Linked DNA regions of Homo sapiens: region 1 is linked to region 2. Evidence: chromatin contacts called from ENCODE Hi-C data. All regions are on one chromosome and are shown on one strand. Each heading gives the region's core, a stretch centred on a gene start or an enhancer-like site at or near the end of the contact. The rest is flanking DNA. Distances are from core to core; before and after follow the strand shown.

Evidence for each region. Hi-C counts contacts between places; a loop is a spot of excess contacts on that map. Pooled maps may share reads with other maps.
Region 1: a map of astrocyte of the cerebellum shows a loop between it and region 2 (5-fold over the local background). The contact joins the promoter of ZC2HC1B here to the enhancer-like site in region 2. A Hi-C loop is called at or near these places in 2 of 168 maps with a recorded cell type or tissue (astrocyte of the cerebellum and endothelial cell of hepatic sinusoid) and 2 of 50 pooled maps.

The regions. Positions count from the first base shown.
Region 1 is chr6:143,861,457-143,866,556 of GRCh38, forward strand. It overlaps ZC2HC1B (zinc finger C2HC-type containing 1B), which reads left to right and starts at 3,018. Exons shown (of 8, transcript NM_001013623.3): 1 at 3,018-3,111. The coding sequence starts at 3,084. It overlaps LTV1 (LTV1 ribosome biogenesis factor), which reads left to right. Exons shown (of 11, transcript NM_032860.5): 8 at 648-787; 9 at 1,388-1,440; 10 at 1,630-1,830; 11 at 1,961-2,356. The coding sequence ends at 2,071. RefSeq lists a silencer at 5,022-5,100.
Region 2 is chr6:143,819,071-143,824,460 of GRCh38, forward strand. PHACTR2 (phosphatase and actin regulator 2) reads left to right here. Exons shown (of 13, transcript NM_001100164.2): 13 at 4,604-5,390. The coding sequence ends at 4,619. Among named protein-coding and RNA genes, the nearest start is that of LTV1, 22 kb to the right of the region's middle. Within about 2 kb of position 3,879, at least 3 of the 41 ENCODE cell types and tissues checked have a DNase peak (open chromatin) inside an H3K27ac peak, as active enhancers do.

The DNA.
Region 1 (5,100 bases), core at 1,768-4,267, 42 kb after region 2:
GACACATTCCCCTTGGAAAATAAGATCGTGTTTCTAGTCTTTTGGGCTGAAGAATTATTCCAAGCATACGCTTTTTTCATCTTTCTGAAATGCCAGGTGTTCTGAGAAGTAGGTATTTACATCTCGTGGAAAGACAAGAATTTGTCTCTCCAGCTGGATTAGCGGAACTGACCAGCCAGTTATTTTGGCAAATCAGCATCCACATCAAGGTGACTCTTCTCTGAGAGAAACTGATGAAGTGTTCAAATCAGCTAGAAAGGTCTGATGTTCCATGATCACTATAATATATAGATCCCATAGCAGAAAAAGAAGCTATATAGTTGAGTGAAATATTCGAATACTTTGCAGAGACAGATGAGTTATGCTTTTTTAGGCTTTAAAAACCTGTTTTCTTAGGAAGCTGCCTTGGAAAGACACAGCTAGATGTTACCTTCCTATCAGCCGAGTGAATGTCCAAAACTCACTGGAGGGAAGAGGCAGGGCTGGGTAGAACAGAGTTTGACAGAAAATAACGGATGGGTCACTGGAATATGTGCATTTAAAACATTGGTTTTTCCACAGCTAAAAATTGCAGTTTTAGTGACATAGTATAATAATAGGTCATTTTTCCCCCTCTTGGTCTTCACTTTTAAAAACTCGTCTAAAAGTTGTGTAAAATTGAATACCCTTGAACCCTTGGAGGATCAAGACCTGCCAATGAATGAGCTTGATGAGTCTGAGGAGGAAGAAATGATTACTGTAGTCCTTGAAGAAGCCAAAGAGAAGTGGGATTGTGAATCTATTTGTAGTAAGTATATTCACTTTATGATAGTAATTTTAAAGTATTAAAGTATATCAACTTTAGGCTGGGTGCGGTGCCTCACGCCTGTAGTAATCCCAGCACTTTGGGAGGCCGAGGCGGGTGGGTCACCTGATGTCAGGAGTTCAAGACCAGCCTGGCCAACATGGTGAAACCCCGTGTCTACTAAAAAATACAAAAATTAGCCAGGTATGGTGGCAGGCAACTGTAATCCCAGCTGCTCGAGAGGCTGAGGCAGGAGAATAGCTTGAACCTGGGAGGCAGAGGTTGCAATGAGCCGAGATCATGCCATTGCACTCCAACCTGGGCAACAAGAGCAAAACTCTGTCTAAAAAAAAACATATATCAACTTTGAAAAAATACATATATTTTAATAAGAGTTAGGCTTTTAGGAAATTTGTGAAAAATTATTTGGAAAGAGTAATATTCCAATACTGAGTTGTAAGCAATTTATAAAACATTGATCAGAGACTCCAGTGTTATTTTGCACTATGAAAACACAAGGTCAGAAATATAGTAGGAATTCAGTAATGCTTTGTGGAACTGAAAACATGCTTACTGATACATGACTTTTATTTGTTTGTTTAGGTACATACTCAAATTTATATAACCATCCACAGCTTATCAAGTATCAACCAAAGGTAAGTCCTAGTGTGCTGAGCTATTTGAAGGATGCAGTGCATAAAAAATAGAGTGCACATTTTCGCACAATAACTTTTTATCTTTATGGCTAGAGTGATATTAGAAAAAGCATCAACAGTATGTCATTAATGAGCTATTTTTTAATAGGAATGAGAAGTAACTCTAGTACCATTTTATCTGTATTTCAGCCCAAACAAATTCGAATATCTTCTAAAACAGGAATACCTCTCAATGTCTTACCAAAGAAAGGACTCACAGCAAAGCAAACTGAAAGAATACAGATGATTAATGGCAGTGATCTTCCTAAAGTATCAACTCAGCCACGTTCTAAAAATGAAAGCAAAGAAGATAAAAGAGCAAGAAAGCAAGCTATAAAAGAAGAGCGCAAGGTAAAATATATTTTTCAAATGTGAGATTTACAAAGAGCTGGTGGAGGGGAAATTAGGGGAATTTTGTAAAAGCAGTCTGTATCAGTTTAAAGATGTGAATAATACAAGTATATTCTTGTACTTATAACAGGAACGAAGAGTGGAGAAGAAAGCTAACAAATTAGCATTTAAACTGGAGAAAAGAAGGCAAGAAAAAGAGCTGCTGAACTTGAAGAAGAATGTTGAGGGTCTAAAGCTATAGACAGTGGAGCATACAGGGCAAGGCACTTTATTAGGGGCTCCTCATCTTTGGTTATTGACTAGAAACTTCAGAAAGACAAAACTGTTTGCCATTTTTACTGGCAGATAAGAGGAAAATACAATATTTGTATTATTTTTATACTAGTAAGTGTCCCCTGCCAACCATCTTGTAAATATTGTAATACTTTAATTTTTAATATTATAAGCTTACATTTGCTCTGAAGTAAATGACTTCATGAATGTGAAATGTTTGATAAATTAAAGGAAAATATCTTCATAACGTGAATGGAATTGGTGTATTCATTTATTTGTATGGTTGTCATAGTTGTTTTTTGCAGATGTTTTCAAATATTTCTTTGAATCCTCTCCACGCCTTTTCAGGAATTACATGGTTTAATTTGCTGTAAATAGAAAAGTGGCCTGGTTAAACTCAATTTTGAAATGCTGACTTTATTCTGTTTAGTGTAAGATGAGTTTTTCTGAGAAGGTTCCACTGTTAGGAAGCTAAGTTTTCCCTTGCTGTATACAAAGGACTGTTTCAAAAGTGTGGCAAAACTGAATATTAAGGTTCTTAAGATTCATATTTCCTGTTATATTACTGGATGACTTGCTTTTGGGATTTAGGAACAGTGAAGGCAGGAAACAGAATAGTCAAGGAAATAAGAAAACTTATTTGGCTTCAGTGAGTCCCTAGTTCAAAATCAGAAATATTTATTTCAGTTTAAACTGGGGAGTTTGTCTTTTCAACATCAGTTAATGCTTGGAACCATTCATACTTGATTAAAATACATCGTTGAAAACTTTCCCTGTTTTTGATGAGTTGATTTTTGTTTTAACTGATTTAAACTTTTTCAAGGTTTAGGCAATGACATCATCACAATTGTTGATTATTTGGTAAACTATGACTTCTTGCAACAGATTAGTGGTCCTGGTTTATGTTCTTGACTAGTATGATGTTATCTGGACTGGGCTGTAAAAATCTGTGAACACTGTTGCTCTGAGTTAGGAACAGAATGGCTGGGGCAGAACCATTTTTGGCAGGTGAGCTGCACTTGATATCTAAATTATTAGAAAATGCCTTCATCTGTAATCATTCATTTATGGCTTTTCCAAAGCTGGTAGGTATTAGCTTGTTCTACCATGTGTGATCCGTTTAAATCTAAGTATTGTAGGATTTTTAAAGAGTTGTCAAAACTGATGGCATTAGGTATTCTACCAACATTGGCTAGAAAAAAATCTTGACTGAAGAGCTTGTCATTGCAGAAGTAGGATACTGGAGAGAATGTATTTAAATGCCAACCTGTGAAGTAAAGGGTCAGATGATGGTTTATGTCAATATTGAGAATGTAAGTACTAAAAGGATTGGCCATTTATTTTGATAGCTGTCTCAACTGAAGATTCTCAAAAACAGCAAGAGTCTTAATAGGCATTGGATGTTTCTTTGTCATGTTACTCAAATTCTGTGTTATGAGGTGCTAACTTCACTGTGTTTAAATCCATATATTATATATTTTGCAATTAAGAGAAAAAGACTAGGCCATGAGTCTTGATGAAGCATATTGTGATTTAGGCAGGTTATACTCCAAACTTAAATATTTTAATTTTATTCTGAAGAACAAATTCATGATACTTTAAATGAATTTTCTGATATCTTGGTTCTCTAAAAATCTATAAATGATGATTGGGAACTGAACATAAAAGCTCCATGCTAAATGTTGGGAGCCCAAGAGATCAGAGGGTTTTTGCCTTCAGGAGCCACATGGTCTGAGGAGGCAGGATAGGTGCAGCGAAATGTAACTGGCAATACTATCGTGGTAAGTACCACTTGTAATTAGAATCTTGGTACTTGCTGTTCCCCCAGAAGTGCTTTCACTGCAGACAGACCTTCCTCATGGTTGGTGCTCAGCTGTAACCTTCACTATAGGCTATTCCCTGAGCTTGTATTTAAAAATCCTGCACGCATCCCTCCCCTGCATCCTTGACCCTCCTTCCCTGGTTTATGTTCTCCACAACATCTGTTGACGCAGAGGACTGTTTTTCAGTCTCCTCTCGCAGGACAAACCCTGAAGGCACAGTGTTTTATTTATTGCTTTATCCTTAGGTCTGGAAGGGTGCCTGGCATTCAGTATACAGTCACAAAGTAGTGTATGAATGAATGGATAGATGGGAAAGATTTCAGAAAAGAATTAAACATAGAACCATAGCAGGGCCTAGAATCACTGGGGTTAGGGAGGAGAGAAAGGCCTAAGAGATCCAGGCAGGGGGCAAAATCTTGAAGAATTTGTATCTTAAACTTTTTTTTTTTGCCAAGACAGGTCTTGCTCTGGCGCCCGAGCTGGAGCGCAGTAGTGCGATCTCATCTCACTGCAACCTCCAACTCCCGGGTTCAGGCGATTCCCCTGCCTCAGCCTCCCGAGTAGCTGGGATTACAGGTGTGCACCACCATGCCCAGCTAATTTTTGTATTCTTAGTAGAGACAGGGTTTCGCCATGTTGGCCAGGCTGGTCTCAAAACTCTTGACCTTATGATCCGCCCGCCTCGGCCTCCCAAAGTGCTGGGATTACAGGCATGAGCCGCCAACACCCGGCCCACCTATTTTGTTTAAGCACTGCCCGTGAATGGTGTAAAACCACTTGGATATCATAGTACCACAGATGCTCCTTGACTCGTGGTGGGATTATGCCCTGATAAGCCCACCATAAGCTGAAAACATGGTAAGCCAAAAATGCATTTACTACACCTAACCTACTGAACATCATAGCTCAGCCTAGCCTACCTTAAACTTGCTCAGAATACTTTCCATTAGCCCACAGTTGTGCAAAACCATCTGGCAATACAGCACGCTGTAGAGTTATCAATTTGCCCTCGTGATCACATGGCTGACTGGGAGCAGTGGCTCACCACTGCTGCCCAGCATCACGAGAGGATTGTACCACTTTCTACTGAATACATATGCTTTCTCACCATCATGGAAAAATTGTTAACTTGAACCATCATAAGTTGAGGACTGTCTGTTACTTTACAAGTCTA
Region 2 (5,390 bases), core at 2,629-5,128:
ACTCCTCAGTCATATAGAATTATTTATAGAGCTAACAAATAACTTCCTAGATACCCCTGTGTATATGTGTTCAGTGACTTATGCATTCAACAAATAGTTATTGAGCACATCCCTAGTGAGCCAGATTGTGTTCTGGACCCTGAGAGTTTAGGACCTGTCTCATAAGGTCCTCAGGTGGTTATGTTCCAGTAGAGAAGCAAACTATTACCAAGTCAACAATAAATACACATGAGCATTTCAGATAGTGCTAAGGACTGTGAAGAAAAGGTAATAGGACAGGGGTGGGTATAGATCCGATGGCCAAGAAAGGGGTCTGTATCTGTCTGAGTTCTCCAGAGAAACAAAACCAATAAGATATATGTATATAGATATATGAGAGGGGATTTATTAGGGCAATTGGCTCACATGATAATGGATGCTGAGAAGTCCCAGAACAGGCTGTCGGCAACCTGGAGACCCTGAGATGCTGGTAGCCTGGCTCAGTCCAAGGCTGGAGGCCTGAGAGCTCGAGGCAGTGGGGAGTACTGGTGTAAGTTCTGGAGTACAAAGGGTGGGGAGCCTGGAGTTGTTGTTCAAGGACAAGAGAGGAAGAGCATGTATCCCAGCTCCAGTAGATAGATTGACATAGTCTCCTTTTCTCTGTTTTTGTCCTCTCTGGCTCTCTGGCAGATTGGCTGTGGCCACCGACACTGAGGGAAGATCTTCCCTACCTAGTCCACTCAGACTCACAAGCCAGTCCCTGAAAACACCCTCACAGACTGTATTAGGCCATTCTTGACTGCTATAAAGAAATACCTGAGACTAGGTAATTTATAAGAAAACAGGTTTAATTGGCTCACAGTTCTGCAGGCTGTACAGGAAGCATAGCAGCATCTGCTTCTGGGGAGGCCTCAGAAAGCCTCCAATCACGGCAGAAAGCGAAGGGGGAGCAGGCACATCACATGGCAAGAATGGGAGAAAGAGTGGAGGAGAAGTGCCCCACACTTTTAAACCAGACCTCGTGAGAAGTCACTCACCATCACAAAGACAGTACCAAGCCATAGGGATCCACCCCCAGGACCCAAACACCTCCCAGCCCCACCTCCAGCATTGGGGATTATATTCCAACATGAGATTTGGCAGGGACAAATATCCAAACTGTATCATTTTGACCCTGGCTGCTCCCAAATCTCATGTCCTTCTCACATTTCAAAATGCTTTCCCAAAAGTCCCCCAAAGTCTTAATTCATTCCAGCATTAACTCAAAAGTTCAAAATCTCATCTGAAAAAAGGCAAATCCTTTCCACCTATGATCCTGTAAAATAAAAAACAAGTAAGTTATTTCCAAGATATGGTGGAGATCTATACTGGGTAAACATTCCCGTTCCCAAAGGGAGAAATCAGACAAAAGAAGGTGGCTACAGGCCCCATGCAAGTTCAAAACCCAACAAGGCAGTTGTTAAATCATAAAGCTCCAAAATAATCTCCTCTGACTCCATGTCCCATGTCCTGGGTACTCTGGTGTAAGTGGGCAGCTCTACCCCTGTGGATTTGCAAGGTGCAGCCCCCAGGCTGATCTCACAGGCTGGCGTTGAATGTCTGTGGCTTTTCCAGGCACAGGGTGCAAGCTGCCAGTGGATCTACCATTCTGGGGTCTGGAGGACAGTGACTTCCTTTTCACAGTTCCACTAGGCAATGCCCCAGCAGAGACCCTTTGTGGAATCCCCAACTCCTCATTTCCCTTCCACACTGCCCTAGTAGAGGTTCTCTGTGGGGGCTGTGCCCTTCCAGTAGGCTTCTGCCTGGACACCCAGGCTTTTCCATGTATCCCCTGAAATCTAGGTGGAGTGTCTGAAGCTTCCATCACTTTTGCATTCTGTGCATCTGCAGGCTTAACATCATGTAGAAGCTGTCAAGGCTTTCAGCTTGCACCCTCTGAAGCAGAAGCCTGAGCTGTATCTGGGGCCCTTTGCGCCAAGGCTGGAGCCAAAGTGGCTGGGATGCAGGGAACAATGTCCTGAGGCTGCACGAGGCAGCAGGGCCCTTGACCTGGCCCTCGAAAAAGTGAAAGAGTGATGTTGCCTCTGTGTATCAAATGCAGGCATGGCGGTCCTCACATCTGCCCAAGGTTACAGTCAGGGATAGACTAAGAACAGAACTCAAAGTGGACACATTCCTGCTTTAGTAATAAATTGCCTACCAGTTTTGTAAAGCTTGGTATATCTTATTTTTCTTTTGACTTTTGTCAAACACAGAAGTAATATAAGTCCCTCGTATCCAACTAGCAGCTCCTCAGTTATCAATTCGTGGCCCATCTCATTTCACCTGCTCTTATTTTTTAGTTTTTCATTTTGTAATGCTTGTATTCAACACAGTGACGTTTAGTAAGTACTATCACGTGCCGGAGATTGTATTCAATGAGTATGTAAAAATGGATAAGAAAGTTTCCTTCCTCAGCTTCTCATGATCCAATAGCAAAGGCACATGTATCCAAAGATTATATAATGTAAGCAATAACTGGCATAAGCCAAAGGTTATGGGAACACAGGAAAGAGAGCAATTAGTGCTTCCCTGAGCAGTGGAGAAAAGAGTTTGGAGAACTCACAGAGTGAGACTGCATAAAGCGCAGATGGTAAGAGAGATAAAGGTAGAAGAAAGAGTAGGCCAGGTGTGGTGGATCAAACCTGTAATCGCAGCACGCTGGGAGGCCGAGGACAGATTGCTTGAGTGCAGGAGTTTGAGAACAGCCTGAGCAACATAGCAAAACCCCATTTCTACTAAAAATACAAATATTAGCTGGGCATGGTGGTGCATGCTTGTAGTTTCAGCTACTTGGATGCTGAGGTGGGAGAATCACCTGAGCCCAGGAGGTTGAAGCTGCAGTGAGCTGAGATCGCACCACTGCACTCCAGCCTGGGCAATAGGAGTGAAACCCTGTCCCCCTCTGGAGCTCCCCCCAACCCACCCTGCAAAAAGTAGGTAGAGGAAAGGGCATTAGCGCAAAAGCCTTTTTGGGGCAAGTGATTGAAATGGAGAGTATTTGGAAGCAGTGATAGAGATATAGCTAGAACCATGAGTTGGGCCACTTTCTGAAAAGCCTTACTTGCTACTCCAGGAACTTTAAATTTTATTTTGTTGGCTTTCTTATTTTAATTTTGTTAAGGGACAGGGTCTTACTATGTGCCCAGACTTGTCTTGAACTCCTGGACTCAAGGCTGTCCTCCCACCTCAACCTCCCAAGCAGCTGGGATTACAGGTGTATGCTACCATGCCCAGCTTAAATTTTATTTTGTAGGTAATGGGGAACAATACGATCCTTTTGAGAAAGAACTGGGTTGGGCGCAGTGGCTCGTACCTGTAATCACAGCACTGTGGAAGGCAAAGGTGGGCAAATCGCTTGAGACCAGGAGTTCAAGACCAGCCTAGGTAACATAGCGAGACCCCCATATCTAATTAAAAATAAAAAAAGATTTTAAAAACCCCAAGAACTGAAATGATGGAACCAGTATTTTTAAGGATAGTGTGAGCAACAGTGAGGAGCATAGATTTGATGGAGAGAGCCTGGGACAGGGAAACCAATTAGGAGACTGGCTGACCAGAGCAGATGAGCATTCGACTGTAGAAGACAGAGTGAAATGCTAGGCAGAGTTGCATAAATGTGGAATTGCAGAAGTAGGCTGAAGAGCTTGATCACTTAAGGCTTTATGGAGAAGATAACTTTTGACCTTGATCTTGAAAATGAAAACATAGATAGGAAATGAAGGGAAGGAATTGCAGTATTAGTGAACAGCATGTTCAAAAGCACCGGGCTACAAAAATGCAAGGAATGTTCAGGAACTCACAAGGAGGGAAAGGAAGCCAGCTGGCTGGCTAACAAGCATACCGTAAAAGTAGTGCCAGCAAAAGATGGAACTTTAATGATTCCAAGACAGGCAGTTGAGGCAGGACTTGGTGACTAATAGGAAATGCTGGATGAGGGAGAGAAATGAATTGCTAATCTGAGGTTTCTAGACCAAAAATATTTTTAAAGATAGAATATTAAATAAGACAAAGTGCAAAGGCAGGTTAACAAGGAAAGCTTTGTATAGTTGTGGACATGCTTAGTATATACCTGTGGAACATCTGGGGGGAAGCGCCCTGTGGGCTTTTGGAAATTCAAGTGTAGAAAGTAGATTTGGAGTCGTCAGCAGGAGATGATGAGAGGCTGAAGCTAATGAAAAAGTGTCTATTTGTTACTGTGCTTTTATAATACAGACGAGGTGTACCAAAATCCCTTTGTGAAACATCTCCCTCTGCTTGATAAAGGTTAGAGCACGATGCTCAAGAATAGTGATGTTTTCTGTCTTGGTTGCTGTGTAACTTGAATACTATAACCAGCATCTTTTATATAAGGTTTCCTTATATGCTTATATGTAAACATATATATAAGGAAAGCGTTTATATATGCTTTCCTTAATAATATTTGTAACAGTATTTTGTTATGACAGAAATTTGTAAACAGTAATTCAGTTGGGGGATATCTGGGGTACCTTTTCATTGTAAACATGACCACGCCTTATTCAGCTCACTGCATGCAGAATGTGCTCCTAGGCCACAGGCTTATAGTTTCTATTTCTTACTCCAGGTTTCATCGTCCATAACGAAGAGTGAGACTATTTGGAAACAGAGACTGATCATCTTTGGGGGAAGCCCTGCTTCCTGAAAACCTGATATTGCACTGGGATTTGAATGTGTGTGTTTCCGTTTAACTTGTGGTGAAGGAAGTGTGTGACTCAGCTTGGCTGGGAAGTGCTCCTCACCTGTGTGGCCCAGATGGCTCCAACAAGCAAAAGGAAGGATGCAGTGACTCTTGCTGCCCAGAATGCACAGCGATGGTAAGAGACACCGTGGATATTCTTCATCAGAAGCTTTAATCAAAGAAGATGAGCAGAAGACAATCACTGGCTCCCTGTTACCAGAAAGCCAAATTTTATAATGCGGGTGAAAGAAAAATATAGATTAAAATTGCTGGGCACTGAAAAGGGGTGGGAGTTGGAAATCAGAAAGAAAGAGAAATATTTCATTATGTTAATGAAGAAAAGAGAAAATTGAAGCATAAATGTATTTTTGAAGTAGTTATTCGGTAGCTGAGAACTTATTAAGGGATTTAGGAATTTAACCTCCTGATGTGGATTCCTCAAAGACTTGATCGGAGAATACTCTTGTTTCACCATTATGTTGGTACAGTATAGTACCATTATTTTATGTTGTGCCAGTGAATCCAGTTGCCAGAAATAAGTCTGAATGTTTTCATGCATCTTTTTCTTAAATGCAAGAGCTTCTACTGACTCTTAACAAGCATGCTTACCCAAATTTTGTTGCATGCTTTTAAGTAGCATTAGCTATGCACACTTGACATTTTTAAATATCCC